4 separate regions of the Homo sapiens genome follow, and all the other regions are linked to region 1. The links are chromatin loops, found by intact Hi-C in ENCODE. Cell type or tissue: endothelial cell of umbilical vein. All regions are shown on one strand. Links, peaks and the distances in the headings refer to the core of each region. The heading gives the core; the rest is flanking DNA.

Region 1 (8,003 bases), core at 2,293-6,292:
AGTGGGTTTTTTACTTAGAGGAAAGAACTTTGTAATAGCTCTTAATGTTTATATATAAGAGAAGACAGAATGGAAAATGTTTTTTGAAGTCAAATATTGCATGATGTAAAGAAAAAACTTTAAACTTAAATGAGTAGGTTGTCCTGAATTACACTGGTAACTCTCTACTTCTTTATTAAAGAAGTTATAGTAAGATGCCTTTGTTACCTGATTTCAGTGTACATTGTTTTTATGTGGTTTTCTGATAATGTCCTGTCAGAATTGTATTGGTTTAGGCCAAAGGCCATAGCAAAAACATAGAGAACAAATATGATCTTAAAAATAGATTGTAACATTTTAAACAATTAGTTTAGTAATTTGGGAAATAGTGGATGCATAATACTTTAACAGAAGTCACACATCTGTAGGTTTATCTTTTGATTATTCTCCTGAGGCATTAGATAGTTTTTCTATTATAAGTGACAGATTGACTCACTTAATATAAATAAGTAGCATACACTAAAAGCTTACTATGTGCCAGATACTGTGCTGGACACTTACATAGATAAGCCATTGAATCCACACAGCAGCCCTGTAAGAAATAAGTAAAATCTGCATAAAGTGTTGAAATAGGAATATACATTTCATTATGAAAAATGAATAGATTATGCCTATCTGAATCAATATTGCATTCAAATAAGTGATTACTTAAATCATATATCATAGTTTACACTCCTTAAAAAAAGGTACATAAATTCAGTGAGGTTTTTTTCTTAACATACAGAAGTACTAAATACTGCTTGCAGTATAATATTGATATTGGAAGCTGCAGTTTCCAGAATAAGTGGAGTAATAACTAAACAGACATTTAATTTTATTTCAATATCTATGGAAAAAACACTTATTAAATCTCCCTGTATTTTATGTTGTCTTTATTACAGAATCACTTGTCTGTTTGTTGTGTGCCACTTACTGACAAAACTTTAAACAGTACTTGATGCCAGCTCTCTACTCTGTGGCTGTGGGACCTGTTTCTTTTAGGTACTTGTGCTTATTAATCTACTTACTAAATTTTCACATTGACATTTTTGGGGATGATACTACCATATACGAAATGGAAAATGTAATATGCTCAGTGCTTCTGTAAAATGCAGCAATACTGGTATTACTTTACATCAGTAGGCATCTTTGACATGAGCATATAAATATTTTGTTGACTCAGCAAAGGTGACACTTTGTGACTAAAGTATCCCATTATATATAATGTTTTTTGAAATGTTGGAAATTTTGGGGAATTATCAAATGTATAGAAGTTGCATGAAGGTTATAGAGAGGTGTAACTGTTTGTTAACTATTACATGGATTTCATACTAGGCAGTGACAACTAACATGTTACTTCAACTAAAAGTGTATAATGGGTTGTCTTTTTATTTATGAAAATAAAAGTAATTTTACTTACAATTTCATTGAGATCTTTTGTTTTTCGACAAATATTTTTATACTTACTAAGCCAGTAGCAGTTAAAACAGTGCAAAATTATTCTTCACAGTAATGTTTTAAAATGACAGATAACCAGGCATGGTGGCTTACGCCTATAATCCTAGCATTTTAGGAGGCTTGGGCAGGAAGATTGCTTGAGCCCAGGAGTTGAGACCAGCCTGGACAACGTGGTGAAACCCTGTCTCTGTAAAAAATAAAAAATTAGCTGGGTATGGTGGCACGTGCAGTGAACCACAGTCATGCCACTGCACTCCAGCCTGGGCGACACAGTGAGGCCCTGTCTCAAAAAAAATAAAATGACAAACATTTGCATCAATTGTTTTATGCTTCATGGGTTCATTAAATATTCAACGCTCCTTGTTCAGTTTCTACTTATGTTTATTGGCACCTATCACTTCTTAATCTCAAAGGATTTTGATTGGCCTGTTTATGTCTCGTGCTTAGTAATAGCCAACATGATACAGTATTTGTACTATGGTACGCTAAGCTAAAGAGTGTATCATTATCGCTGTACAATAATCTGTAGAAAACTCTATTCCTTGCAAACTTGAGGCAGCACTTTTAGCGTTGTATAAATGCATGCAGAAATAATACCATATTCAGAATTCTTTCAGAATTAGAGTACTCATGCTTTAGAAAATACTGGGTTTCTTATCTCTTAATGTGTGTAAAATAAACTTGGAATGTCACTTTGGGTTACCATAAGTTTGTATCTAAAGATTTTATTTGACATTTGAATAATTTGCTTAAAATTTAAATATTTAAGAATGTTATAGTAATAAAGGGATCAAAATAGTTAATCTGGAAGGGGAGTTGACAAATTATAAAACAGAAAACTATATTTGATTGTGCATATCCAAAAAGCCAGAGCTATCACTTCAGCAATTTAATGTATCTAATGCCTGTGATTTGCTTGAGGTCGGTAGAAGCTTATATAGTCACTTTCAGAGCACTCCCCTGAGAAAATGTCAAGACTTGAATTTGCTTCTCTAATGCAGAGCTTCTCAAGTAGTTTGTCTCAAGCTATTGATCGAAGCCTTCTGGGTGTCTAGCTGGGCAGCACTTAAGGTGGCTGGAGCTCCCAGGCTGGTCGCCTCCAGAATTCCAAACAACTAATTTTCTCTATCTGCCATGATGTAAAAAATGCTGTGAAACACCACAGTGGGACAGGCATGGACAGGCATGCAGGCAGTGGGGTGCATGTATGTGGTTTAATACTGAAAATAAGGATACAAAAATCCTGCCAGGTGATGCTCCTGTAATTCTCAAGGAGCGGCAGTGATTTGTTATTTCACATTTTTCCTCACTCTATCCTTGCCCCTGACACACACACTGCAAGTCACTGATTGGAGCAGGCCAGTTCCTTCAGGTGAAGGGGCCTAGAGAAATGTCGGTGAATACCCAGTGAATACCACGCTGTGAAACTCTGCATCTGAGGCACGCAGTGGGGCTTTGGTTCTCTCCTCTCACCAGGGGTTTGACCTTTCAACCACCTCAGAAAAAAGGAAAGGTGGAAGCAGGAAGGGGGACCAGCAGCTCCAGGCAAGCAATGCTAATTAGCTCCAGCGTAATGACCCAACATCAGTTCTTAGCTGAATTTTAACAGTCCATTTGAAAACATTTTCTAGATAAATGAAAATGGAAAGAGCTCTAGAAAATGTTTAAGTGTTACATACTTAAAATAGTATATTTACTTATTGAAGTTAAATGCCAAGATGTAGAACTAGTGTGTTATTTTCTTGGTACAGATTACAATGCTGTGTTTCAGTGAAGGAGCTAATTGAAATGATTAGTAGATAGATGTAATCAGAAAAATATTAAATGAAGATAGTAATTTCTAAAGCAGGAAATAAAGACAGTTACAAGTCTGTTCTTATTTTTCCAATCTGTTATATAACTCCTCCCACCCATTAACCTTAACTAAATGTATGATTCATTTGTTAAACAAATACTGAGTTCCAGCTACGTGTAAGGCATCATAGGGGCAGAAGATACAGCAGTGAACATAACAGGTAAAACCCTCCCCCTCTGCCAAGGGGCAGGACAGGGAGGAAAGGGAAGACAGAGACAGGTGGAATATGGAGTGTTCAGTGTTGGTAAGTGCTAAGGAGAAAAAATGAAACAGGAGGTAAGATGCAGAGGGTGGTGGTGAAGGCAATGGGAGGTTGCCTTGAAAGCGGAGCTCAGTGTAGTCTCCATTTGAGTTAAAGACTGGAAATGAGCAAGGAAACAGTCTAAGGAAAGAAAGACTAATAGAGCAGCCAGCAGAGAGCTCTCTGCAGAGAGAGAGGGCGGACCTGTGTGGTCAGGGAATTGCAGGAAGAAGGCCCGTGGGGTTAGAGTGATGTCAGTGGTGGGAGAGTAGTACAAGATGGCGTCAGAAAGCTCGTAGGGGTTAGGTATACAGCCTTGTAGGCCATTATGAGGAGTTTGGCTTTTACTCTAGGTGAGACGGGAACCCACTGGAGAGTTTTAAGCAAAGACATGACATGGTCTCACTTAGGATTTAACAATTCTGGCTCCTTTTCGAGCGTAGACTGGAGGGGGCCAATTAGGAGGCTGCTGCAATAATCTAGGTGAGAGACGACGGCAAGGGTGAGAGATGATAGACCAGGGTGGTAGCAGTGGAGTAATGAAAAGTATGATTCCAGAAATATCCAAGACAATTTCCTGGCAGATTTGATGTGAGGTGTGATTAAAGAAGAACCAAGAATGACTTTAGTGTTGTTGGCCTGAGCAACTGGAAGAACAGAGTTGCCATTTATTGAGATGAGAAGGCTGCCAGAAGAGTAGAGGTAAATGTGTGAGTATGTGTGTGTTGGGGGGATGGAGGGAGAGTTGCACTGAAAGCATGAGCAAAGATTTAGACAAATTAGGATTGAGATGTCCATTAGACAACTAAGAAGAGATGTCAAGCAGGTAGTTGGATCTGTGAGACTCAGGGAAAAAGTCTGACCTGGAGAATATAAATGTTACAATCATCTGTGTGTGGATAGTATTGAAAGCCACAGGGCCAAAGGAGATCATCAAGAAAGCAGATAGGAAAGAGAAGAGGTCCAATCACTGAGCCCTGGGGTAATACAATATTTAAAAGGTCAGAGAGATTATATGGCCTGTTAATTACATTATATACTTAGGAACTATCCTTCATAGTCTGTATTTGGGGTTTTTAAGAAACAAAAGGTAGAGGTGCTCCCAAGAATTAAACTGAGCCGGGCGCAGTGGCTCATGCCTGTAATCCCAGCACTTTGGGAGGCTGAGGCAGGAGGATCGCTTGAGTCCAGAAGTTCAAGACCAGCCTGGGCAATATAGGGAGACTCCGTCTCTACAAAAACTGCAAAAAAAAAAAAAAAAAGGCTGGGCGTGTGGCACGTGCCTGTGGGAGGTCGAGGTTGCACCACTGCACCACTCCAGCCTGGGCAAAAGCAAGACCGTGTCTCAAAAAAAAGAAAAAAAAAATTAAACCAAAGCCAAAAGAAGATCACTTACAAAATACCGACATCTAGGTGTGAAGCTGGCAATGTTCCCAAGGTTTTTGTAAATAAGTTGATTCCAAACTGTTCACTATTGAGACCCCTCTGTGTGACATGTACCGATTACAAAGATGAATTTTGCATAGCATATTCTAAAATGCCCATTAGGTGGCAGAAAAACATTCAGTAAACCAACTGTGAGCTAGCTAGTGCTCACTCTTGTGCTCATTCACGGTCTCTCTCTCCACTCCCCTCCAACCTCCCAAAGAGCCCTCTGAACTTAAAGATGTATATGGCTATTAATGCACAACACCATAATCATAAAGAACGAAGACTGGTATTTTCTTCAGAGAGCCAACAGATATCATCAGTCTGTAAGATAATAGAGGCAAGCCAGGTGTACAGGGGATGAGGGTGTGCGTATGTTTCATTTGGTTTGGAAATGTATGAATTTGGACAGTCTTAAGAGGAGTAAATTGACTATAATGAGACTATTAGGCCTTATTTTTAAACTTTTGATATTTAAGCTTTTTAGCTTGGGGCAGTGTGAAGAAGTGTTTAGAAAGTAGAAAGCAAGAAAGCCTCTTGGAAAAAAAATAGACAAGATGTCTTACAACTAGCCTGATGTTTAAGCTTTCTGCAATACACCAAATCCCTAAATCACAAGTCTCTGTTTCAGTTTCAAAGTTTCTTCTTTTCTCACTCTCTTTAGGGCACTGGTCCCCAAACTTGCCTGAACATTGGGATGACCTGGGCAGCTTCAAAATATACTAGTGCCTGAGTTCTACCCACAGAGATTGTGATTTAAGTGGTCTTAGGTGTGGCCTGTCTTTGAAATTATTTAAAAGACCCCCAGATGATTCTCATAACAAAATAATTTTGAGAGCCACTGGGCTTAGCTAATATTGGATGTATAAATATAGACCTTCCCACAACTCAAACATGTTCCACCCTGTAAGACACGCAAGAGAACACTTCCACGTCAGCATATCCAAGTGCACTGTATGGCCTCAGCCTACAGAACCCTTAACTCTTAAATTTATCATCTATTGAACAATTTCTAACATCAAAATTTGTACTACTTTCAACACCAAACATCACTAATTAATGAAAGAAAAATACAGAGGAATTATGTAAGTTTCTTTTTGAAAATGTTTTATTTTGCTTGTTGTTGCAGAATGTGTTTTGTTTCCTATGGCACTGATAGTATTTATTTGTGCAATAGTATTATGCTTAACATATTGTTGGTCTTACATACCAAATTAAAATGGGTATTTTTTGCTGCTATTTAGCATCAGAAACTAAATGATAATACCTCTTCCTACTTCTTACTGAGGCTTTTCTGTGATACACCATTACTAAGTCAGGGGAAACCATGTGTACCATTCAGAGGTCCCCAAACAGGGCAGATACCACATCACCTTGCTGTGGATGACAAATGTAACCTTTGGCAGATCTTTTGCAACTCTGACCTTTGACAAAGGCATTAAACTCAGCACTGTAGCAATAAGATTTGGTGATTTATTTTTATATATATAAGCATATGCATATATGAATATATATGTGTGTATATTCAATCATGTTTGCATTGCCCATAAAATATTTTTAAAATTCGATCTTCTAGTCTTCATTTTAATGGATGACTGACAGTCCATTTGCATTTATTATGATTATTGACTTAACTTGGAATTAATGCTAATATTTTGTTTAGTGTTTCTTTTGATCATGATTTTTCCTTACTGTTTCCTCTCTCTTGCCTTCTTTCACAGTGTTTCTGTTCTTTTTTATTTTCTTCTGCTGGTTTTGAAGCTATACATTCTAATTCCATTATTTGTCTAGTTACCTTTCAATTGTTAATATGCATACTTCACAACGTATCTTATCCAGCCTATCCCAAAACAATACTTAGAATTCTGTCAGCTCATATTTTTTGTTATTATCTAATACTTAATACTGTTTTGTCTTTATACTGTCCCCACCAAAATAGTGTTTTTGGTTTTTGTTTTGTTTTGTTTCTTGAGACAGAGTCTCGCTCTGTCACCCAGGCTGGAGTGCAGTGGCACGATCTCAGCTCACTGCAAGCTCGGCCTCCCGGGTTCATGCCATTCTCCCGCCTCAGCCTCCCGAGTAGCTGGGACTACAGGCGCCCACCACTATGCCCAGCTAATTTTTTGTATATTTAGTAGGGACGGGGTTTCACCGTGTTAGCCAGGATGGTCTTGATCTCCTGACCTCGCGATCTGCCCGTCTCAGTCTCCCAAAGTGCAGGGATTACAGGTGTGAGCCACCGCGCCCGGGTTTGTTATCCTGTTTACTAATGTTTTTACTTATATTTATTGCATCTTACTTTTTGTTTTCTTTTTTTTTTTTTTTTTTTTTGAGACAGTCTTAATCTGTCACCCAGGCTGGAGGGCAGTGGTGCAATCTCAACTCACTGCAACCTCCACCTCCTGGGTTCAAGCGATCCTCCCACCTCAGACTCCTGAGTAGCTGCGACTACAGGCACATGCCACCAAGTCCGGCTAATTTTTTTGTATTTTTTTTAGTATAGACGGGTTTTCGCCATGTTGGCCAGGATGATATTGAACTCCTGGCCTCAAGTGATCCACCAGCCTTGCCCTCCCAAAGTGCTGGGATTATAGGCATGAGCCACCATGCCTGGGACATCTTACTTTTTCTTACCTCTGGGTTTAGTTTTCTTCTTCTTGACATAGAATTTCCTATTATTAATCTTTCAATAAAGATGCAGGAATGGTTAATGCTCAGTTTTTGTAGGTCTGAATATATCATTACATTACTCCCACTTATTGTTTAGCTGGATATTGAATTCTCTATTTTTTTTTTTTTGAGATGGCATCTTCTCTGTCGCCCAGGCTAGAGTGCAGTGGCACAATCGCTGCTCATTGCAACCTCACCTCAAACTCCCAGACTCAAGCAAGTCTGTCAGCTCAGTCTCCCAAGTAGCTGGAACAACAGGCATGCACCACCTTGCTCAACTCTCTCTTTTCCTTCCTTCCTTCCTTCCTTCCCTCCCTCCCTCCCTCCCTCCTT
Region 2 (8,003 bases), core at 2,280-6,279, 390 kb after region 1:
ATATGGTGGAACCCCGTCTCTACTAAAAATACAAAAAATTAGCCGGGCGGGGTGGTGGCATCTGTACTTGGGAGGTTGAAGCATGAGAATCACTTGAACCCAGGAGGCAGAGGTTGCAGTAAGCCGAGATCATGCCACTGCACTCCAGCCTTGGCAACAGAGTGAGACTGTCTCAAAAATAAAATAAAATAAAATAAAATAAAATAAATAAAATAAAATAAAATAAAATAAAATAAAATAAAATAAAAAGATATCAACACAACAGATAGCAGGACCTGAAAGAAATTTAAATATTTTACCCCAAAATAGAACATTTCTTTGACATATTTTGAGAGGGCGCTGCACAGTTGTCTCTTGTGGGAAAATCTATATTCTGTAGAGAATCCCCTTCCCTTTCCAGGTCTTTTCCTGATCCAGGAGGGATTTAATTAAGAGTCTGGCACATTTTTAGTTCTCATGAAAGAGACATTTACCATCTATTCTTTCTAAAGCCTGCTACCTGGAGGCTTCATCTGCATAAGAACCTTTCTTCACAACCCCTTGATTCCAGGCCTTTAGATAAAAACTTGATTCTTTCAGCAAATTGCCAGTCAGAAAGTCTTTCAATCCACCTATGACCTGGAAGCCCCAGGCTTTGAGTTGTCCTACCTTTCGGACAAACCAATGCATACCCCACATAGACTGACTGATGTCTCGTGTCTCCCTACAATATACAAAACCAAGCTGTAGCCTGAACACCTTAGGCACATGTTCTCAGGACCTCCTGGGGCTGTGTCACAGGTCATGGTCCTCACATTTGGCTTGGAATAAACTCTCGAAATATTTTGCAGAGTTTGACTTTTTTTTATTGACAGTGTTATTCACCATTTCAGAAAATCACTTCATGATGGCCAGTGCCTCTGTGGAGAATCAAACAATGTCACAAACAGTGCCCATCTGCATCATATGGTGGTAGCATTTATGTGTGAGCAAATTTACTTAGTCCTCATTTCAAAATGTCAAGTGTAATAAAAAAGTTTGAGAAGAGGCAGGGTGTGGAGGTTCACTCCAGTAATCCCAGCACTTGGGGAGGCCAAGGCAGGTAGATCACTTGATCCCAGAAGTTTAAGACCAGCCTGGGCAATATGGCAAAAACCCATATCTACCAAAAAATGCAAAAATTGGCTGGGCATGGTGGTGCATACCTGTAGTCCCAGCTACTCGGGAGGCTGAGGTGAGAGGATAGCTTAAGCCTGGGAGTTTGAGGCTGCAGTGAGCTGTGTTTGTGCCACTGCACTCCAGCCTGGGCGACAGAGCAAGACCCTGCCTTGGAAAAAAAATGTTTAAGAAGGGTCAGTTGAATATTATTTTACTTCTCCTAAATCCAAGCATCTTCTTTATAAGTAGGTGTGAGTGTTTAACTCATTTCATCTTCTAGTTGCACATAAGCATTCACACATTGAGACATGTACCAACTCATTATAAATTACTTCCCCTTTTATTTCTTTTTTATATCCAAGTTAGGACAGTATATTGATTTCTATAAAATTATGTATGTAGGTGGATTATGTTACAGCTATGAATGTCATTTCAAAATAATAAAGAGGTCATTTCAAATATTTGTTATAAAACAGAGGCCTGGGTCTGACAGTGCTGCAGTGCCGAGAGGTAAAGCTTCCAGGTCTTTTTCCACATTCCTTACAGGCACTCTGATGACTAAAGCCAGGAATTCTGCGAATCCTATGTATTCTTTCCATCTACATAGTTTGTGATTGTTTTGTTTTGAGACAGGGTCTCACTCTGCTGTCCAGGCTGGAGTGCAGTGGTGCGATTACAGCTCACTGCAGCCTTAATTTCCTGGGCTCAAGTGATCCTCCTACCTCAGCCTCCTGAATAGCTGGGACCACAGGTGCATACCACCATGCTAGCTAATTTTTGTACTTTTTTTGTAGAGACAGGGTTTTGCCATATTGCCCAGAATGGTCTCGAACTCCTGGGCTCAAGCAATCAGCCCACCTCGGCCTCCCAAACTGCTGGGATTACAGGCATGTGCCTGGCCAGTGTTTGTTTCTTTTGTAGGTGATGAGATTGAGTAATGCAAACAAAGTAGCCACTTTCTGTCTCAGTGAATTTCTTGTGGCTTCAAATGGGCCTCAGAGGTAATGACCTTGTATTTATAGATGACACACACAGGCAGGAGGCTGCATTTTGGAAAATGGGATAAAAGTTCAAAGTGATCTCAATAGATAAAATGAAGAATTATTGAAAGAAAATAGAAACCAATCAGGGCAGATGAGGGTGTTACAGTTCAGAAGAAACTCCTAAAGGCAAGCACCATCCCTCCTACCTCCAAGGTTTGGGACAGGCTTTCTCAGGTGCCATGGGAGGTGCTCTGCTCTGTCCCTGCCATCCTCAATTACACATTTAGCATTGACACCCCACAGTGTTCAATAATATCAAATATGCATCATGATGATAAACCAACCTAAAAAGGGCAGAATAGAATCTATGAAGAGAGGGACAGATGTCACAATGGATGAGATGAGAGGCAGTTATTGCAATGGGCCCTAAATCCAGCTCCAGGGTTCCTGGCGTGCAATTGGAAGGCTGTGATTCTAGAAGCTGATATAATCCTGGGAGGCAGAGATAAGGGTGTGTGGTAGGAAGCATGAGCCCTTACTCAGTGGTACCTGGGGTGAAGAGTCTGAAGATGTACTTCAGATGAGACAAGAATAGTGGGGGAGAACAGGCCTTGACACCCAAGGAGGAAAATAAATGGTAATGGAAAGACCATATTTGTATTGGGTTCCACATAACCTTTTCCACATCTTATAGTATGAAGTAGATTCTGAAGTGCCCTAACAAGGCATGTAAGCATGTTGGCTTCATTGCTCACACCTAGGATGTTATGGTGGGCTCTCATGCTCAGTCACACTGCCCATAAGTAGACAACATGTTTTTAAACCTTTTGAAGTCTTGGACCCATTTGAGACTCTGATGATAGCTTTGATCCTTTTTCCTATAAAAATGCACATTTGCATCACAAACCAAATTTTGAACCCAGTTTCAGAGGATTTGCTGACTTCCTGAGGCCTGTCCATCTCCATGTCACATTGAGGACCCTTAGTTTCTGTTAAACAATCACACTTTAGGCTCTAGAACAGGAGATAGAAAACATTTTCTCTAAAGGGCCAGAGGGTAAATATTTTAGGTTTTGCAGTCCAAACACAGACCGTAGTTTGCTGATCTCTATTCTAGAAGAAAAGAGAATAGAAAATTTGATTTCAGAAATGAGGATTTTAAGTGACTCTAAGATATAAATATGTTCCAATATTGAACTACCAGTATTTGCAGGAAAGAACAAACTTGGACCCCAAGTTGCTGACAGTTTTGCAGCTGCTATTTTATCCAAACACGAGAAGGAAATTCTCATCTCATGAAACCAGAGAAATCCCTGCAGACATGGGAGTGAGAATGCCAGCTCTGAAGAACAGTTACATTTTTTAGTTTAAATTCTTTGTTTTTATGGATGACTCAATGCCGGTTCCCAAACATGCCACCAAACTGGGTGACCTTGAATTTGTGGTAAAGATAAGTGAAAGACAGCCCCAAACGAAATATGTTCCAGGATACTGAATTTTCAAGTACCTAATAGGGAAGCTAAAATGAAAGTAAGTAAGTAAGGTGGATAAGGCCAGCTGAACAAATGGATGTGAAAGAACATTGTCTGGGCTTATGTCGTATTACAAAGATACCACGCAGACAGATTTCTTTATGAAGTACAGAAAGGCATGAAATAACGAGATTTTTGTCTCTGAAGTAGATCTCTGTGGGTTAAATGGCAGGACAGGTGAGCAGAGGAACCAGGTGAGCAGGTGAGCAGAGGTGTGTGCAGCGAGGCAGTTCCTGCAGATAGCCTGGGAAGAAGTACCATCCAAAAAGAAGCCAGAGCTAAAGTGGGCGGAAGTAAATCTTGAATGAGCACTGGGATTGGGGAAATCCAATCTAAAGAGGAGAACCAGGCTGTGAAGTTGTTCCAGACCCAATCAAACCTCAGTGAGACGAGAGTTCAAGAACGGCGTCCACGCTGTTGAGGTTGCCGCTGCAAAGGCGCCCGACCCCAGCGGAGGAGTGCGCCATCTAGTGGTTATAGAGGGAGGAAAGAGAGGGACAGGAACTAAAATTCTCAAGGGGGCAGTGAGCTGCTCACTCATTGTTAAAAGGATGCTAAAAAGCAATGTGTATAATTACATCTACAGTTAGTTCTTCTATCAGGTGACATACATTCCTTTTTACAAGTCATTACACTATGCAAAATCACACAATAAAAACCACAAGGCTCATGGGAAAAATAGAGCTAGGGTGTTTCACACTTGAAAACTTAACAGTGGCCTATAAAGAAAGGATTGGGCCAGGCGCTGTGGCTCACGCCTGTAATCCCAGCACTTTGGGAGGCTGAGGCAGGTGGATCACCTGAGGTCAGGAGTTCGAGACCAGTCTGGACAACACGGTGAAACCTATCTCTATTAAAAATTCAAAAATTAGCTGTGTGTGGTGGTGGGTGCCTGTAATTCCAGCTACTTGGGAGGCTGAAGCAGGAGAAACCCTTGAGCCCAGGAGGCAAAGGTTGTAGTGAGCCAAAATCATGCCACTGCACTCCAGCCTGGGCGACAAGAGCAAGACTCCGTCTAAAACAAAAAAAAAAAAGAAAAAGAAAAAAAAAGGATTGGAGCCCCCTTAAGGTAGCACAGTTTTAGCCAAGTTAAATTCTTAAAAATACATAATACAGCACTTGACTTTGAAAATGACCTGCAGTTTGCTTGTGGAAGTGGACATCCGAAAGATTGCAGCTTGTGAGTTATTTTATTTTTATTTTTTGAGATGAAGTCTCAATCTGTCACCCAGGCTGGAATGCAATCCAGCTCACTGCAGCCTCCACTTCCCAGGCTCATGTGATTCTCCTGCCTCAGCCTCCTGAGTAGCTGGGATTACAGGTGTGCACCACCATGCCTGGCTAATTTTTGTATTTTTAGTAGAGATAGCCTTTCACCATGTTGCACAGGCTGGTCTCGATCTTCTGACCTCAGGTGATCCACCTGCCTCAGCCTTCAGAATTGCTAGGATTACAGGCCTGAGCCACCGCACTCCGCCAGTGAGTTATTGTGAATGGGGGAAGAAGGGTTGTTTGATATCAGAGGGGAAGTTACAGCAACAGATGTGGGTGCATGTGGCTCAAATCACACATGGAGAATGAGGTAGCTGACTAATATTGGAGGTGTATTTTGTGTATTCTTTTGTGTTTTGGCACAGCTGGGTGCAGTTTTCTGCCTTTACATGCAAGAAATTGCACATAAGCAAATGTGAAATTCACATTCTTGAATATGTTAATATTATTCTCCAGCATATCAATAGTCTTCCCTAACACATTAATATTGTTCCCTAATACATCAATCACGTTAGAAACAAATTTACATTCCAAAACAAGCATTATAGCAGCACTGACTACACTCTAATTCAAGGATTACAGTTCAAATTAAGAGTAGAAAAGATGCAGGTTCTATATAAGATTCTACCCCCTGCACCTGCAAGGCTGAGTATGGAGAACCCGTGGGACTGTCTTGAAAATCAGCCCTGGGAATGAGTGCAGACTCAGAACCTAACGAGCTCAGGGACTTGGGCAGAGTGTGTCACCTTTCACACTCTCAGTGTTCTCATGTTTCATTGAAAGACTTAACAAGATTAGTAGCTCTCAGCCTTGGCTACACACTAGAATCACCTGGGAAGTCTTCAGACCCAGGAAGCCCAGACTGACCACAGATGCATTAAATGAGCCTCTTTGGGATTGGCGGTGGTTGGTGGTGATGGTGGTGGCGGTGGGGGTTGTGGTGTTGGTGGGGGGGTGGTGGTGTGCTCTCTCAGGAATCTGTATCCTTAGCCATTGTGTGAATTTTATACACACTCAAATTTGAGAATCACTGATGGAAACCAATGGTTCTCAAACTTGGCTACACACCGGAATCACCAGGAGACTTTAAAAAATTACAAATTTAGTTGGTGTGGAGTGTGGCTTGGGCATCCAGGGTTGTTCAGAGTCTTCAGGTGACTCCACCAGCAGAGAGTCTGATCACCTGGTCTTCTGGCTGCAACCCTGACTGCAGCTTAGAACCATGTGGGCTGCTTAAAAACAGTACTGACTCAAAAAATGAAACACAGAACTAACTGTCGCATGACCCAGCAATTCCACTTCTGGGTGTACACCCAAAAGAACTGGAAGCAGAAGCTCAACAGATATTTGCACACCAATATTCATAGCAGTATCACTCACAATAGTCAAAGGGTGGAAACAACCCAAATATCCACCAATGAATGAATAAATGAACAAAATTTGTTGTCTATATAATGGGATATTTTTCGGCCTTAAAAAGGAATGGAATTCTGACACACGGTACAAGACGGATGAACTTTGAAGACATTATGCTGAGTAAAATAAGCCAGTCACAAAAGAACAAATATTGCATGAATCCACTTACAAGATATCTAGAATAGATAAATTCAGAGATAGGAAGCAGAGCAGAAGTTACCAGGGGCTGGGAGGGGAGGATGGGGAGTTAGCGTTTAATGGGCAGAGTTTCAGTCTGGGATGATGAAAACATTCTGGAGACAAACAGTAGTGAATGTACTTAATGTCACTGAACTGTCTGCCTAAAAATTATTAAAATGGACATTTTTTATAAAATGAAAATTATATGTCTATTTTACCACAATTAAAAAAATTAAATTAAACCCCCAAAACCCACTACAAATACCCAAACTGGACTTCTCAATATTCCAGTTCCACAGGCCTCTGAGGCCTGGAAAGTGCATTTTATAGCCATATCCCAGTTACTCTGAAGCTAGTGGTCTCAGGCCATGCTCTGAGAAGTGTTGGTCTAATGGATCCCCTCCAACTCAGAAACCAAGTGATTCTCTTAGAGGAAGAAGGGCTGGTAAGAAAATCTGAGGGCTGTTGAGTATTGGGTTTTTATTATTAAGGCTGATTTAACTTGTATCTAGGGCTTTGAGGGGGAAAAACAGAAACAGAACAATCAATGCAGGCTTCAATACTCCTGCCAAGCACTGTTAATTAAGTTAATGAGGCCAGAGGGAGAAGGGTCAGTATCCCTTTCATTTGAGCTGAATTCATTTAGCTTTAATCCCAGCCATTAGCTGGGTTGGTTCCCTTTCTTGACTTCATTGCCTGGACAGCAGAGCTGCTCACTTATGCTTGGGGAGTTATGGGCCATGGTGTCTCTGCAGCAAACACACAGCTTGCATTTCAGGGGTGCCTCTGTTCCTGGGGCACCACAGCATGCGGATGCCTCCAGCTGAGCCAGGGCTGCTCCTGTGTCAAGTTAATGCTTGATCCCTAATAGATAATTCCAGTCACAGGCTCGCTGGCAGGCCTGGGGTTCTGAGCAGGGCTTGGGCTGGCTGTGGTCAGGTGGAAGCTATAGAGGGAATGCTTCTCCTGGCAGGTGCTGGGCCCAAACCTGGAGGGCCATTGGAACAGCAAGCATGGAGGACTCACTGAGAAAAACACTAATGCATTTCCAAATGGGTGTCTGAGAGAGTTTCTCCAAATTCACACAGGTATAAAATTCCTGGACCAATTCCAAAAGTAGGTACAGCATGTGGGTTTAGCCTTGGATAAAGGCTCGAGGGCAGTGAACAAAGTGAACTCTTCCAGGACAAATACATTCTCTAGCTGCATAATACAGCATCCCACCGGAACCATGCCCAACAAATGGGCATTGTCAAGTCCAAAACATTGCTAGGGCCACAGTCCCTCCAGCCCAGCATTCTGCCTCTGACAACAGTTCCAATAAAACAGACGGGGAATTGCACTGCCATTAACCTCAGCACTTGCTCCCCAGGTGCAATTCTAACTCCCTTCATAAACCACCATGACTTGAAAGCTCTGCTGGAGTGATCGCTTTTTCATTCATCACTACCTCTTCTTGCACTGTATCTGGAATTTTTGTTTG
Region 3 (8,003 bases), core at 4,004-8,003, 260 kb after region 1:
ATACTTCTTATACAGAAAATTAACTCTAAAGTTGTAAATGTGTAGCGAAATTTACTATGTGCAAGACTTTATGCTGGGTACTTGTACATCACTCACAGTGGATCTGTGACCTTGGAATTTACAATGCATTTTACACGGATGATAAATTAAGCTAAGAGAAGCTAAGCCAGTCTGGTTACTTTATAATCTCACCTTGGATGAGTACAGTTCATTAATTTCTATTCCTTCTTGTCCTCATTCTTCTACCTTTGGTTGATCTTCAGACCTTCCCTTTCCTGAAGACTCTGAAGTGATTGAATTCACTCAGTTAATTAATAGCTGATATTTAGTGAGTATTTACCATGTGCCAGGAAGTGTTCTAAATACTTTAATACATTATTTCATTTAATCCCAATGACAGTGTTGTGAATTAAATACTAAATAGCCCATTTTTCAGTTGAGGAAAGTTCACATCTTTGGTCAGGGGCACTTCCAGGATTGGAACCCAGCCAAGTTGAACTCCAGCGTCTGCCTTTACCCACCCTGCTTTATGCTTCTAGTGAGGAAGATACCTCCCCCGTTTTGTTTCCTGTATATGCCATTTCCCACACAAATGAAGCTTAAAAAGTCACTGTGGTCTGGAATAAGTATCCTTTTTTTTCTTAAAGAGCTAGCAATTTATTCCATGAGTACATGTTAGACTCTGAGACTCAAAAGCCAGTAAGCAATAGTACGCCATGGTGGCTTTCATAAATAAAAGTAGTATAGTCTCTCATCTCTCCTCTCTCTCTGTCTCTCTCTCTCTCTCTATATATATATATATATTTGTAAACTACCTCAACATGATTTATATAGATAGATAGATGATAAAAATCATCATGTTGAGGTAGTTTACAGAAAAGCATATGCAAAGGATGAGATAAATAAGTTGAATGAAATACATGAAGGGAAAACAATGGGAGGAAAATAATAAAGCTAAGGATGAGATTTATACTAATGCACACCCCACAATCTTGTACATTTGCTGATGGGAGCTGCAAACTTATCTGTAACCTCCCAGCAGCCAGAGCAAAAAGGATTCACAATCAGTAACAAAAGTCATATAAATAGGGTAACAAGTTTGTTTTTTAGAAGCCCAGCTTTTCCTCCTGCTAAGACGGGAGGAGACAGTTCCCCCATAGTCTTCATAAAAGAAGTGTGACACTGTGTACAAAATTTTTAACAGCGTGCTTAGAAGAGATACAATATTAAAGTTCAGCTGATTTGCAAAACATAGGTAGGCTGGTAGCAAGAAAACATTACAGTAAAAGCATTTCTATAAGAGATCAAAGCAATGGAATCTATGTGGCTTTCTAATGGTTTAGCTTGTTGCATTTGCATAATTTAGATTATCTAAAGGAATAGATGTACTCTGCTTGTCTATCTTTCTACCGAGTTGATAAGGATAGGACAGCTGTGAGTTTAAGTTTGTAATCCCTGGCAAGAACAGTACAACTACATGTTTTTAGTACATATTTTCTAAGTCAACAACTAAAAGCATTATCTATATGCTTTGGCAGTTAATTAGGAAGAGAGCAGTATTGCGGTGCTCTTGTGAGAATTTGAGAAACAGACTCAAGACATGTGTCAAAATGAATGGTTGGTATGGCCAATTATAGATCCATACCAACAAATGAATAAATAGGTGATCAAAGCCCCAAAAGTCTACCTCAAAGAGTATGGTTATCATTTTAGCTTGTTAAATACTATTTTTACCAATTATAAACACCTTTGTATTCTAGTCTCAAACTCTATGAACCTGGAATAATAAACCTTTCTCATGGAGATAATATATTCATCTGATATCTTAAGTAATAACTATTGGTTAACAGTTCGACTTTCAGAATATTACTGTACCTTTTTTTAGTCTCCCAGTTGAAGACACTGTTAGGGGTTTTCTTTGTTACAGTGGTTCGAGCAGAGTTGTCCTAAGACTACTTGGCAGTTGTTCCTCTCCCCAGCCCCCAAATCCTGGTTGTTATATGGAAGCACTTGATTATTAACAACTATGAAGTTAAATGGGGCGCAACCAAGCAATAGCAAGCAGAAGACCTTAATTGTTGGTGGGTTGACTCCAGAAAACGTCTGGTAATTAGTATAAGATCTCAGTGAGACCAGATGTTTCAATTGTCACCTGCCTGTGTTTACAGCACATTTAGTTCAAACTCTAGGTTTTGTTTAAATTACATGCCATTTGTACTCATAATTCAGACATTGGTTTCCAAAGTGAAGTACTTCTGTTTCTGATCCTGTTGTCTACCTCTTAACAGAAATGCTTGTTTCCTTACACACTTTCAAAAGGAGCTTCAGTTGATTCCCCTACTCTTCTTCATTGCCTCTTTCTGCCCTTTGACATCCTAAGGGACACACTGGTGTCGTTAGTAACCAGAAGTGAGTCTCTCTAATCTTGACTCTGCTGGAAACCATGTACTTGTTCCATAGTCTTTGTACAATGTAGAAGTTGGAGCTCTGAGGACTCAGCTTGTAAAGGGATTTGAAATTTGGTGTCAGAGACTGTTTACTAGGGTGACTTTTGTAGACAGCTAGAAAACCCCTGAAGCTTAGAAGATCCCAGAAACATGTTTTCCTATTCTTGTTTTAAAGAGGGCTACAGAGCCCTTGCTTTTTCTTTTCTCCCGAGGCTCCCCTTAAACGTTTAATACATAGGGAGGTTGGTTACGCGTGGAGGAGGGTCCGGCAGTCAATTGAACCTGGTATTAAGGGCTTAATTTTCCTCCCTTTTGTTCTTTTCTCAGCTTCTTAAAATATCTGCAACTTAGCCAATAGTTTTAAAAGTTAAGGTATCATTTAAAACTCTCTGCTGGTTTCTTCTTTTTCTCTCTTCTCTTACTTTACCCTCTATTTTAAGTCAACTCCACCCCTGGCACTATCTAACTAGGGAAGTGTGCCAAGAGATGTTATAACCACATAAGCACAATGATTCCCCTAAACATCCATTTTGTGAATAACTAGAATTAGAAGGGCTATATTCCTCATGAGAGGTATAAGAAGTTGCTTCCACTAACTCCATTTTTATTTTTATAAACTTCAAAGATTTTGAAATTATTCCTATGAATCCCTCTTCCAAAAATATGGCAAAAACATATCTGTGTTCTGTGTGAAGACATACCTGTTTTCCAGTCTCTTTAAGCCCCATAATATAATACATGCTTCTGTGTTTCTGTATCTCAGTCACACATGACTAAGTTAGTGCCATTGTCACATCATACTTACAGACTTTGGTACTTTCTCTGTAGGTCACCATAAGCCCTTACAGATAATACCATACTTCTCGCTTTGAATTACAGTTACTTATGTTTGTGTCTGATTTCCCTGCCACACTGTGAACAATTTGGAGGAAGGACAACTGTGCCTTATTCATCTTATGTAGATGCTCAGTAAATTTGCTTTTGAATGGATGAATAGATCCAGAACATATGACCTTACTCCCTAAAAGTACAGACAATTCCTTGAACTCCATTCCTTTAAATTCAGCGTGTTGGCATCCAACTCAGGGTAGAGAAAACCAGTCACGATGTCTTTTCTCTGTCCTTATTTCTTACCCTGTATGAGTTCTCGAAAACTGGTTTTCCAAAGGTTGACCATCAATCAGTACCATCTTTGAATTGGAGGACTGGCTCCCCAGTGACTTACTAGCACTCGTTTTTAATAGCAGCCATCAAAATAGCATTTAATCTGTGTTTATAATGTCTAACCGCTTAATCTTTGGTCAACTATACACATCTAAAAATGTGCTATTATTTGAAAAGGTTATTCAAGGACAGAATTCTATGCTTTCTCTCCCAGTTTTAGTTGGCAACTCCATGTCCTTTATCTTTGGCATTTGGTTATTTCAGCAACTACAGGTATTTTCCTTCTAGCTGATAATGGATTTTCATAATGGATACAGTTCATTTTCTTCCATTTGAAAACTGTCAGACATTGGGGTTGCATTACCTTTCATTCAGTTCATCAAGCTGACCCTAGTGGTTTGTATGTTACGTCTTTGTAAGGTAAAACTGGTAACCTGCCATGAAAACCAGTGAGATGCCATTCCAGGGTTTCCTGTTGTTGGGTGGTTCAGTTTTCCCTAAGTTAGCGTATGTGAATGTTTTTATCTGGAAACAGTCAAGTATGAATTATCCTAGTTTATGGAATGTTTACGATTGCTCCTCAAAAATGAGCTTTAAAATGAAGGCTTTGTTAAAGTAAATATTATTTTAGTACATTTGAACAAAAACCTTTTGGGTTCATTTTTCTTTACCCTCAATCTGTAGAAAAACAAACAACTTTTTATTATGGAAATTCTCCAGCATATACAAAAGTAGAGAAATAGTATAATGGACTGTCGAAATAGGACACCCAATTCCACAGTCTCAACACATGGCCAGTCCTGTTTCATCTATACCCCACCCCCACAGGATTAGTCCCAGGAAAGTATCCTGATAAACAGAGTTCAGGGATCATAGGTAACTTGGTTCTTGGGTAAGTCCCAGTTCTGAAGCAGTGATTCATGCCAGCTTCTGCTCTACTTTGAGAAGACATTTCAATACATGATTGATAAAGCCAGTTTAATCAAGGTAAAGAGTGTTTTTAATCCTACTAGAAAAAAAAAATATTCACTTCCTCTTTGAACTTTGGAGTTTCTTCCCTGGAACAGCCTTTGGTAAATAGAGATGAGGGAAACTGATAGGACCAGGTCATCTTTAGTTCTGGTTCTCCTAAAGAGAAGTCTCTGGTCAGGCTCAGGAGAAGAGGAATATTTCTTATTCTCACCTCAGAGAAGAGGGGCTACTCATCTAATTTACAGGATGGAATGGTTCAGACTTTAATCTAGCAAACCAGTGATGGAACAATTTTTCAATTTTTTATAACAATAGCCATAAGATGGAAAGCCTTCTCCAGGAATAGTGTTTTAAATGAAATACTGTCCACACCAAATCCAGAATTACCATACTTGCTAATGTGCAGCAGGTCCTCATTTACCAAAAGAGAAAGTTTTCAAAAAAAGGATTTTTGCCAATTTGAATAAACTTTATGGAAGAAATAATTAAATTCTTACTTAGGCATTTATTTTATTGTATATACCAATTTAAAAATCAGATATCAATCATATTTTAATCCAGAAACATTGCCCTTTTCTACTCATACTTCAGGAAACAATTTTATTCCAAACCTTTATGCTTCTTGACATCAGCACTTTTGATATTACTGGGGTCACTTTTTGATTCACCAAACAGTCTTTGTCTTAATCTGTTTGGGCTTCTGTGACAAAATACCTCGGACTGGGTAATTTATAAACAACAAAAATTTAATTCTTATAGTTCCAGAGGCTGAGAAGTTCAAGATCAAGGAATTAGCAGATTCAGTCTGGTGAGGACCTGTTCCTCATAGATGGGGCATTCTACGTGTCCTCATGACCTCTTATAAAAGCACTACTCCCATTCATGAGGGCTCCTCCCTTGTGATTTAGTCACCTTCCAAAAAGTCACACCCCCTAACACTAACACACTGGGGATTAGGTTTCAACTTGAATTTGGGAGGAGCACAAACATTCAGACCAAAGCAGTTCTCTAGGGAATATCATCTTTGCTTCTAACTGTGTTGACTGAAATATAGTACTTTAGTCACCAACAATTTCATGCTGATAACCAGAATTTTAGGCAAAACCACAAATTTGTTTCATATATCAAGTGTACGGTTTTCTTAATCCTATGCATGTATATACATAAGCTTCACAACCTGTCCATTTTATTGCTTTTTAAAGTGGCTTTGAAAAGGCTTGTTGACTAAGTAGGTGTTAATTTGATCTCCTTTTGTAAACAAAACTAGCATTGGTTGAAGTTGTTTCACACTTGCATGTCATCCCCAAACAGTAGTTTTTAATTCAGAATAAAGTAACCTAAAGGGCATCCTGTAACATGACGCCATTTAGGGGAAATTTCACCCTGTATTCAAACTGATTCCTAGTTTAAGTGGATAATTATTTAGCTTTTGTAACTTTCCCTGTCCCTCAAGATCACCTTAGTGCAGTCCTTTCCAGTTGTGAACGATTGTGAACCAATTTAAACTGTAGTCCTTCTGCTTGTCTCTATCTCTGCAGATCAGATCTCATCCCCAGTTTGGTGATCTCTGCCAGAGGACCACTGCTGCCTCCTGCTGCCCCAGCTGGACACTGGGAAACTACATCGCCATTCTGAACAATAGATCGTCCTGTCAGAAAATAGTTGAGCGAGACGTTTCTCATACCTTGAAGCTGCTTCGGACTTGTGCCAAACACTACCAAAATGGCACTCTGGGGCCAGACTGCTGGGACATGGCAGCCAGAAGAAAGGACCAGCTCAAGTGCACCAATGTGCCACGCAAATGTACCAAGTACAATGCTGTGTACCAGATCCTCCATTACTTGGTGGACAAAGACTTTATGACCCCAAAGACGGCTGACTATGCCACGCCAGCTTTAAAATACAGCATGCTCTTCTCTCCCACAGAGAAAGGGGAGAGCATGATGAACATTTACTTGGACAACTTTGAAAACTGGAACTCTTCTGACGGCGTGACTACCATCACCGGGATTGAGTTTGGTATCAAACACAGTTTGTTTCAGGATTATCTTCTAATGGATACTGTGTATCCTGCCATAGCCATTGTGATTGTCCTTTTAGTTATGTGTGTCTACACCAAGTCCATGTTTATCACTCTGATGACAATGTTTGCAATAATCAGTTCTTTGATTGTTTCCTATTTTCTCTATCGTGTAGTATTTCACTTCGAATTTTTTCCTTTTATGAACCTCACTGCCCTCATTATTTTGGTTGGAATTGGAGCAGATGATGCTTTTGTCCTGTGTGATGTTTGGAACTACACAAAATTTGATAAGCCTCATGCCGAAACCTCAGAAACAGTAAGCATCACCTTGCAGCACGCTGCCCTCTCCATGTTCGTCACCAGTTTTACCACTGCTGCTGCCTTTTATGCTAACTATGTTAGCAACATTACAGCAATCCGATGCTTTGGGGTTTATGCGGGGACAGCTATATTGGTGAATTACGTTTTGATGGTCACATGGCTTCCAGCAGTTGTTGTGCTGCATGAGCGGTATCTTCTTAATATATTCACTTGCTTCAAAAAGCCCCAGCAGCAAATATATGATAACAAAAGCTGCTGGACAGTGGCTTGCCAGAAGTGCCACAAAGTACTCTTTGCCATTTCAGAAGCATCTCGAATTTTTTTCGAAAAAGTATTGCCATGCATTGTCATTAAGTTTCGCTACCTTTGGCTGTTTTGGTTCCTTGCCTTAACTGTAGGTGGGGCCTACATTGTATGTATAAATCCAAAGATGAAACTGCCCTCACTGGAGTTATCCGAGTTCCAGGTGTTCCGGTCGTCCCATCCTTTTGAGCGTTATGATGCTGAATACAAAAAGCTTTTCATGTTTGAACGTGTTCACCATGGCGAGGAGCTCCACATGCCCATCACAGTAATCTGGGGCGTGTCCCCAGAAGACAATGGCAACCCACTAAATCCCAAGAGTAAAGGGAAGTTGACATTAGATAGCAGTTTTAACATCGCCAGCCCAGCTTCCCAGGCCTGGATTTTGCACTTCTGTCAAAAACTGAGAAACCAAACATTCTTTTACCAGACTGATGAACAGGACTTCACCAGCTGCTTCATTGAGACATTCAAACAGTGGATGGAAAACCAGGACTGTGATGAGCCTGCCCTGTACCCATGCTGCAGCCACTGGAGCTTCCCCTACAAGCAAGAGATTTTTGAACTGTGCATCAAGAGAGCTATCATGGAGCTGGAAAGGAGTACAGGGTACCATTTGGATAGCAAAACCCCAGGGCCGAGGTTTGATATCAATGATACTATCAGGGCAGTGGTGTTAGAGTTCCAGAGTACCTACCTCTTCACACTGGCTTATGAAAAGATGCATCAGTTTTATAAAGAGGTGGACTCGTGGATATCCAGTGAGCTGAGTT
Region 4 (8,003 bases), core at 2,250-6,249, 950 kb after region 1:
TCTAACTGGGGACATATGCCCCCTGGGGTGCTTGGTAACATGCTGGAGCACCAACATGATGTTTTCTTGGACTATTCATTCTATTGAAAGTTTTTTTTTTTTTTGAAAGAGGAATTCTTAACTTTTTTTTTCTTTTTTCTTTCTTTTTTTTTTTTTTTTTGAGATGGAGTCCCACTCTGTCACCCAGGCTGGAGTGTAGTGGCACGATCCTGGCTCACTACATCCTCCACCTCCCAGGTTCAAGCGATTCTCCCATTTCAGCCTCCCAATAGCTGGGATTACAGGCACCCGCCACCACGCCTGCCTAATTTTTGTATTTTTAGTAGAGATTGGGGGGGTTCACCGTATTGTTCAGGCTGATCTCGAACTCCTGAGCTAAAGTGATCTGCTTGCCTTGGCCTCCCAAAGTCCTGGGATTATAGGTGTGAACCACTGCACTCGGCCAATTTTTAATATTTTTAATAAGAATTATATACGGGAAGCTGCCAGGCTCTAATTTCAAGGAGTGCATATTAGCTCTTCTCCATGTAAAGGGTCTTTCTCTTTTCCCTGTTTAGTGGAGAAATTTTGAATGTGGAAAATATAACATATGCATACAAATATATGAAATAAAACTCATGAAAAAAAGAAAATATATACACGAAGATCAGAATAGTGGTCTCTTTCACCCTGAAGAGTGGGAAACGAAGTGAGGAAGGAGCATATAGAGAGACGTAAGTTTTAAGTAATTTTTTAGTTCTCGGGTGGGGTGGTGGATACATAGGAATTCATCATACTTTTTGTTTTGTTTTTGAGACAGTCTCAGTGTTGCCTAGGCTGGAGTGCGGTGGTATGATCGTGGCTCACTGCAGCCTTGACCTCTTGAGCTCAACTGATCCTCCCATCTCAGCCTCCCACGTAGCTGGGACCACAGGCACACATCACCATGCCTGGCTAATTTTTTGTATTTTTTGTATTTTTTGTAGAGATGGGGCTCTCCCTATGTTGCCCAAGCTGATCTCAAACTCGTGGGCTCAAGCAATCCTCTCACCTTGGCCTCCCAGAGAGCTGGAAATACAGGCATGAGCTACTGTGCCCAGTTCGTCATACTACTAATAATAACTTAAAGAAATTAAAGAAAGCCATGTGCTGGCCAGGCACGGTGGCTCACACCTGTAATCCCCGTACTTTGGGAGGCCAAGGCAGGCGGATCATGAGGTCAAGAGATTAAGACCATCCTGGCTAACATGGTGAAAGCCTATCTCTAGTAAAAATACAAAATTAGCCAGACATGGTGGTGTGTGCCTGTAATCCCAGCTACTCGGGAGGCTGAGGCAGGAGAATCGCTTGAACCTGGGAGGCGGAGGTTGCGGTGAACTGAGATTGCACCACCGCACTCCAGCCTGGTGACAGAGTGATACTCTGTCTCAAAAAAAAAAAAAAGAAAAGAAAAGAAAAGTAAAGTAAAGAAAGCCATGTGTTGACTAATAATAATGAGAGTATTATGAATCAAGGATTACAATTAATCCAATTTTGAACATGGACAGTAAAAAAAGAAATCCCCACAGCAGGTAGAGAGGGAGATATTTACGAGTTAAGAATCCTGCCCAGGGAGCCTCAAATCTAACAAGCCTGTTCCCACAGCAGGCCTGGCAGTGAAATCAGCTGGGAAGGTGGTATCCACAGCCCCTCAGTCACTCTCCCTTGCAGTTAGGGTCTAGGCTGCACTTGGAAAGAGCCTCATCTCCCGTCCCCAGCTCCCCAGTCACTAGTCCAAAGAGAACACTGAGTTCTCCACTGGGTTTTCAAAGGAAAGGCAAAGGAGGATAAAACATTAACAGGTCCTTGTTAGTATAGGTTCTTGTTAGACTTTCAATTTACAAGGAATTTTAGAGAAATGCCTCAAGCTGAACCTGTAATAGCCAGGTGGGAACTTGGGCAGATGGTAGCAATTTCTCAAGGTTCGTCCCAAAACACTGCTGCAGATCCTTCCCATGGTCACTGTTTAAACACATGTCCTGTCCAGTCTTTCTTGTAACCATCCCTTGAGTCATTTCTTTCCTCTCCATCCCCACAGCCATGACTTAAGTACAATTCTTTATTCCTTCTAGCCTGCAGCACAACAATAGCCTTCCAAATCTCTCAAATCCCTCCAATCTCCACAGTCTGATCCTGTCACTTAAGGTACTTCAATGCTCCTCACCTTGCCTTAAAGATGATAGCCCAACTCCTTGGTACAGCACTGTGACCCTCAGCGTCTGGGTGTCCCAGCCCTGTCACCGTCACAACCCTGTCTGCCCATATCTCCTCCATGCAGAACTAACATTGGAAACACCCCCCAAACTCACAATGCCTTTTCACACCTCTATGCTCTTTCTGGCTGCAAGGACAGTCACTCTGGTCTCTCCCTGCTTAGGCATGACTCACCTTTCTAGATTAAGTTCAAATATCACTCCTCCAGAATGTCTCTCAAGGTAAAGGCTAGCCCATGCATCTCACTGAATTGTAAGGTTGGCTTCTCCGTTCCATATCTTCCCCACTACTCCCATTAAAGTTGAAATTCCTTGCATGCAGGGACTGTATTTTTCATCCTTATGTCTCTATTCCCTTTATCTCAAATTTCTTTTTTTTTTTTTTTTTTTTTTTGAGATGCAGTCTCGCTCCATCTCCCAAGTTGGAGTGCAGTGGCATGGCACAATCTCGGCTCACTGCAACCTCCACCTCCCGGGTTTGAGCGATTCTCCTACCTCAGCCTCCTAGGTAGGGATTACAGGTGCACACCACCACACTCAGCTAATTTTCGTATTTTTAGTAGAAATGGGTTTTCACCATGTGGGCAAGTCTCGTCTCAAACTCCTGACCTCAGGTCATCCACCCGCTTGTGCCTCCCAAAGTGCTAGGATTATAGGCATGAGCCACTGCACCCAGCCTATCTCAAATTTCTTTCTGTGACTTAGAACCTGGCACATAATATGAGTTCAATACATGCTTGATGAATTAATAATTAGCTAAATATATAAGTCATATTCAAACTTTGTATTTCACACTCTTGGACTGGTAAGAGACAGAGTATAGTTAAGCCCGTGATGAGTATAATTGTATGAATTAAAGTACACATGTATACTGAGGGCTCATTTCACGTGTGAGTCTCTGAAAATGTTTGCGACTACAACTTAAACCAAGACAACCTAAGGATTTCGAGAAGCAGTAAGAGTATCCAGAGAAAATAGTAACTTAGATGCAGCCAATACAAGCTCAAGACTGAGAGTCTGCAAATCTAGATTCCAGCCTCTGCTCTGCCACATTCTTGAGTGACCTGGAGAAGTCACTTTAACCCTGGGTCTTCCTGTGCTCATCTGACACAGAGGGCATGGGAGCCTGGAGCCCAGCCCTCCTGTGCACCCTGTCTAGCTACACTTCTCTGGAGGCGAAAGGCTGCTGGGCATTGAACACAGCTATCAGCCTGGGAGCTGGGCCGAGCCTCACCAGGGAATAGTGAGGGGCTCCCTGCTCCGACAGCACACAGGTGCACACACACGCCTGCTCATCAGGTCCCCGGCTGACCCCTTTACACACACCATCTCCTGCTTCTGCAACAATGCCGTGCAATAGCAACTATCACCAGCCACATTCTACAGGTGAGAAAGCTGAGCTTCATCCACAGTTCCTCAGTAGCAGGAGTAGGATTGGAACCCAAGTGTGTTAGCTAAAAGCCCACACATTTATCCAAGATACCATATTGACACTGTTTAAAGTGACAAACGATCACTTTATGTAGAATGCACCCAGGGAGTTGAACTGATGGAGTCTGCATTCTTGTCACAGAGTCCACTCTCCCCTCCACATCTCCCCCTTAGCCCCAACACAGGACTGCTGGGTTCCTCTGCTAGTCCCAGGTGAGATACTCTCTCACCTTCCAGCAGCAGGTAACAAGGACCAGGAGGCACCAGAGACAAACCCAGCTCCTCACTGCAGCCAGCAAGGGAATATGGCCTCTCAGAGCAGCTGGGATTCTAGCCAGCTGAAATTAAACTGCGCAGCGACAGCAGTCAGAGGTAACTCATGTTAAAGGTATCAGTGATGGCTCCAGCAACTGGTGGTCTCTGCTGCCCCCTAGATGTCTGTTTCCTCCAACAGGCCTCAGATTAATTTAAAACCAAGTGCTTGGTGTAATATTGCATAGTAACACTCTTTTCCTGCTTCATCAATCATGCATTTATCCTACCTTTCCTGTGTGGACTGTAAGTAGTTGGCAAGGCAATGCTCTTCTTAAGAATTGCAGCAAATAGGAGAACAAGTGATAGAGGAGTCACCGTCTGGCAACCCTTAATGACATAATGAGTCTAGGTAGCCATCACCAATGGATGCTAACACAATTAGATGAAAGGCGAATGGAGAACTTTATAATAGATGGATCTGACTGAAACACCTAAGCCCACTTATCAATCTGTGCATCTATGCATGGGACATTATTGCCTTCTCATATAATACGGTGTACAATATAGGTTCATCTGTGAAGACCTCTGTCCACCCCCCAAAAAATAAACTGAATCCAATCAAACCTCTAGATTTTACTGCCAGTTTAGAGAAAATAAGAGGTTAGTCAGGGTTTCTTAGCCTCTGCATTATTGACATTTTGGATAACCACCAAAAGGATAGTAAAAACCAGTCTAATGGTGAAATGAAATAATAAAAAATAGTTAATCCAAAAGAAAGGAAAAAAAAAAAGGAGAGGAAGGAAAACATAGACTTGATGGGACAAACAAAAAGCAAAAAGAAGAAAGTAGGTTTAGATGCAAACATATTAGTAATTCCATTAAATCTAAATGATTGCATTAAAAAAATTCTCAGCCTAGTTAAAAGCAACAAAGGGACATAGCTTAACTATAAAGATATAGAAAAGTTAAAAATAAAAGTACAGAAAGAAATGCATGCAAACACCAAAAGAAAGATGATATAGCTATATAATATCAGAAAAAGAACACCCTGAGGCAAGAAGCATTATTAGCGATAAAGAGAAACATTTCATAATCATGAAAGATCAATTCACTGGGAAGATGTAGTAAAACTGTATACTTATAACAACATAGCCACGAAATATGTACAATAAAAATTGGCAAGACAAAAAGGAAAATATGCAATCTTAATATGAGATATTAATACAATACTCTTAGTAACGGATAGAACAAGCAGACAAAAATACCAATAAGGATATAGAAGATTTGAATAACACAATTAACAAACTTAGCCTCCTTAGCATATGTAGAATACTGCACCAAACAGCAGCAAAGTCCGTGTTCTTTTCAAATGCACATGGAGTATTTACCAAAATTGGCCACCACACACCCCACAGTCCTGGTGGCATGGGCACATTTTGTGCATAGTTGATTGATATGGGAGACTGTACCTGACCCAACATGGGTCAATGAGTTTTTTCCCTAGATTTTTGGACTTGAATCTGATGGTTGAAGCTGTGAAAAATAAAGTTTGGGCACTTTTCCTCCCACCTTGAAAAGGGGATCCCAATGTTATCTGAGTCTCTGTTTAGGTTATTCCTGAGGCATGCGTATTCTACCTTGGTTTTACAATGACATTCCAGAATCTTTAGCATGCATTTACTTTGGACTTTTTTTTACCGTGATAAAATATATATAACATAAAATGTACTAGGTTTAGCATTTAAGTGTACAGTGCAGTGGCACTAAGTACATTCGCATTGTTATGCAACCATCACACCATCCATCTCCAAAACCGCAGGTTTCATCTTTTCATCTTCCAAGACTGCAGCTTTATCTCCATTGAGCACCAACTCCACATTTCCCACTCCTTGTATCCTCTAGCAACCATCATTCTACTCCTAGACTACTTTGTGACTCAGTTTCTCTGTCACTTAAGAGAAGAGAGGCTCCATTGCTGACTGCAGGGATTGCTTCTGTATATGCAGGCCTTCTTGCATCTATAGGATTAGGTTTACTGCAGGGAAAAAAGGTAAGAGAAATATACATCATATGGGTTTTTGGAGGAAGAAAAGAGGCGACAGCACAAAATGGATGAGGTTTTCGTGTTGGGTGTCCTGCACACAGGACTCAGCAGCCCTGCCATGTATCTATCTGCCCAACTCTTTCCCATGGAGTTCATCTTGTGGGCCACTTCCAAATTATAGATCCACAGGCAAGTTTCACAGCTCTGTCGCTGTCACCTGTGGCAAGCTTCTCATAGTGCCTCTGTGGCTTAATGTCATGAGCCCCTCCATTGTGAGCATTCTGTTTAGGGTCCTGCACCATCACAGCCTGGCAATGAGCTTCAGATGTTTTGCCATAACCTTAGATTTAAGTCATCAAGCAGCAGGACCAAGACCTATCATGCATTTACTTTTGTTTTTGGCTTAATTTGAGTTGGTTTTTTTCCTTGTACAAAAAGAATCTCTGTACACAGACTCCTATTAATTTTTTTAATTAATAGTTTTATTTTTCAGAGCAGTTTTAGCTTTACAAAAAATTGAGAAGAAAGTAAGATGTTCACACACACACAGCTTCCCAATTATTAATGTCTCACACTAGTGAGGTACATTTGTTAAAATCGATGAACCTATGTTGACATGTCATTATCACTGTAGTTTACTTTAGGGTTCCCTCTTAGTATGGTATATTTTATGGGTTTTGACAAATATATGATAATATGTATCCACCATTATAGTATCAGACAGAGTATTTTCACTGCCCTAAAAATCCTCTGTGCTTTGCCTGTTCATCTACCCCTCACCAAACACCCAGAAATCTTTTTTTTTTACTGTCTCCATTGCTCTGCCTTTTCCAGAATGTCATATATTTGGAATTATATGTTATGTAGCCTTTTCAGACGGACTAGTGATATGGTTTGGCTGTGTCCCCACCCAAATCTCATCTTGAATTGTAGCTCCCACAATTCCCACATGTTGTGGGAGGGACCCGGTGGGAGGTAATTGAATCATGGGGAAAAATGATTTGAGCATCTATCATCACAAACAACCCCATTCTATCTCTAATAATGACTTTTGCGGGTCTTTGCAGTGCTGTTCTCATGATAGTGAATCAGTCTCACAAGATCTAATGGTTTTAAAAATGGGAGTTTCCCCGCACAAGGTCTCTCTTGTCTGCTGCCATATAAGATGTGCCTTCACCTTCTGCAATGATTGTGAGGCCTCCCCAGCCATGTGAAACTGTGAGTCAATTAAACCTCTTTTTCTTTATAAATTACCCACTCTCAGACATGTCTTTTTCAGCAGCATGAAAATGGACTAATACAACTTATTTCACTTAGTAATATGTATTTAAGTTTCTTCAATGTCCTTTCATAACTTGATGGCTCCTTCCTTTCTTGCTTTCTTTTTTTTAATTTTAACTATACAATAAAGCACTAAGCTAAAGAAATTAAACTATGGAATATCTATCTGCTGGCTGGTGGGGAAAATGTGAGGAGCCTGGAGCTTCCTGGAAACACACAATTTCCTCCACAATCTTCGCTGACCTTCCCTTGAGTTATCCCTCTTCCTTTTTAACATTCCTCTTGATTTGAGCCTCTATCATCACAAACAACCTCATTCTAACTCTAATAATGATTTTTGCCTTAAAGTATTATGTCTGATTTTAATATAGTTATGCCAGCTTCCTTCTCATACTGTTCACATAGTATATCTTTTTCCATCATTTTATTTTCAACCTTTCTATATCTGTATCTTTATGCATCATTCTGTTAATATATATCAATCCATCAGTGACTGATTCTCTGATTCCCTAATGTTTAAGCAATTTCCTTTTTTTTTTTTTTTTCTTTTTGAGACAGGGTCTTGCTCTGTCACCCAGGCTGGAGTGCAGTGGCACGATGATGTCTCACTGCAGCCTGAACGTCCCAGGCTCAAGTGATCCTCCCACCTCAGCCTCCCAAGTAGCTGGGATTACAGGCACACATTACCATACCAGGTTAATTTTTTTTTAATTTTTTGTATAGACAGAGTCTCACTATGTTGCCCAGCTGGTCTCAAACTC

Evidence for each region. Hi-C counts contacts between places; a loop is a spot of excess contacts. Peaks named below come from ENCODE experiments on the same cell type or tissue, not always from the same donor. Only the 100,000 strongest peaks of a DNase experiment are listed, where the experiment ranks them.
Region 2: it touches region 1 in a loop (11-fold over the local background); 12 of 110 quality-filtered maps call a loop at or near these places.
Region 3: a loop joins it to region 1, with 12 times the contacts of the local background. A loop is called at or near these places in 2 of 110 quality-filtered maps.
Region 4: it touches region 1 in a loop (22-fold over the local background); 16 of 110 quality-filtered maps call a loop at or near these places.

The regions. Positions count from the first base shown.
Region 1 is chr1:222,733,748-222,741,750 of GRCh38, forward strand. It overlaps FAM177B (family with sequence similarity 177 member B), which reads left to right and starts at 3,455. Exons shown (of 6, transcript NM_001394345.1): 1 at 3,455-3,575; 2 at 4,157-4,274. It overlaps BROX (BRO1 domain and CAAX motif containing), which reads left to right. Exons shown (of 13, transcript NM_144695.4): 13 at 1-1,440. RefSeq lists an enhancer at 2,697-3,238 and a silencer at 5,168-5,217. In endothelial cell of umbilical vein, for the core only: no CTCF peak of the experiment used is centred there; no DNase peak of the experiment used is centred there.
Region 2 is chr1:223,119,774-223,127,776 of GRCh38, forward strand. The region is part of intron 5 of TLR5 (toll like receptor 5); the gene reads right to left. Among named protein-coding and RNA genes, the nearest start is that of TLR5, 19 kb to the right of the region's middle. In endothelial cell of umbilical vein, for the core only: a CTCF peak has its summit at 4,132 (motif pointing left); a DNase peak (open chromatin) is centred at 4,098.
Region 3 is chr1:222,996,264-223,004,266 of GRCh38, forward strand. DISP1 (dispatched RND transporter family member 1) reads left to right here. Exons shown (of 9, transcript NM_001377229.1): 9 at 6,122-8,003. Among named protein-coding and RNA genes, the nearest start is that of TLR5, 140 kb to the right of the region's middle. In endothelial cell of umbilical vein, for the core only: a CTCF peak has its summit at 6,200 (motif pointing left); no DNase peak of the experiment used is centred there.
Region 4 is chr1:223,680,307-223,688,309 of GRCh38, forward strand. The region is part of intron 2 of LOC105373281 (a long non-coding RNA gene); the gene reads right to left. Among named protein-coding and RNA genes, the nearest start is that of CAPN8, 19 kb to the left of the region's middle. In endothelial cell of umbilical vein, for the core only: a CTCF peak has its summit at 4,097; a DNase peak (open chromatin) is centred at 4,075; H3K27me3 peaks cover 714 bases.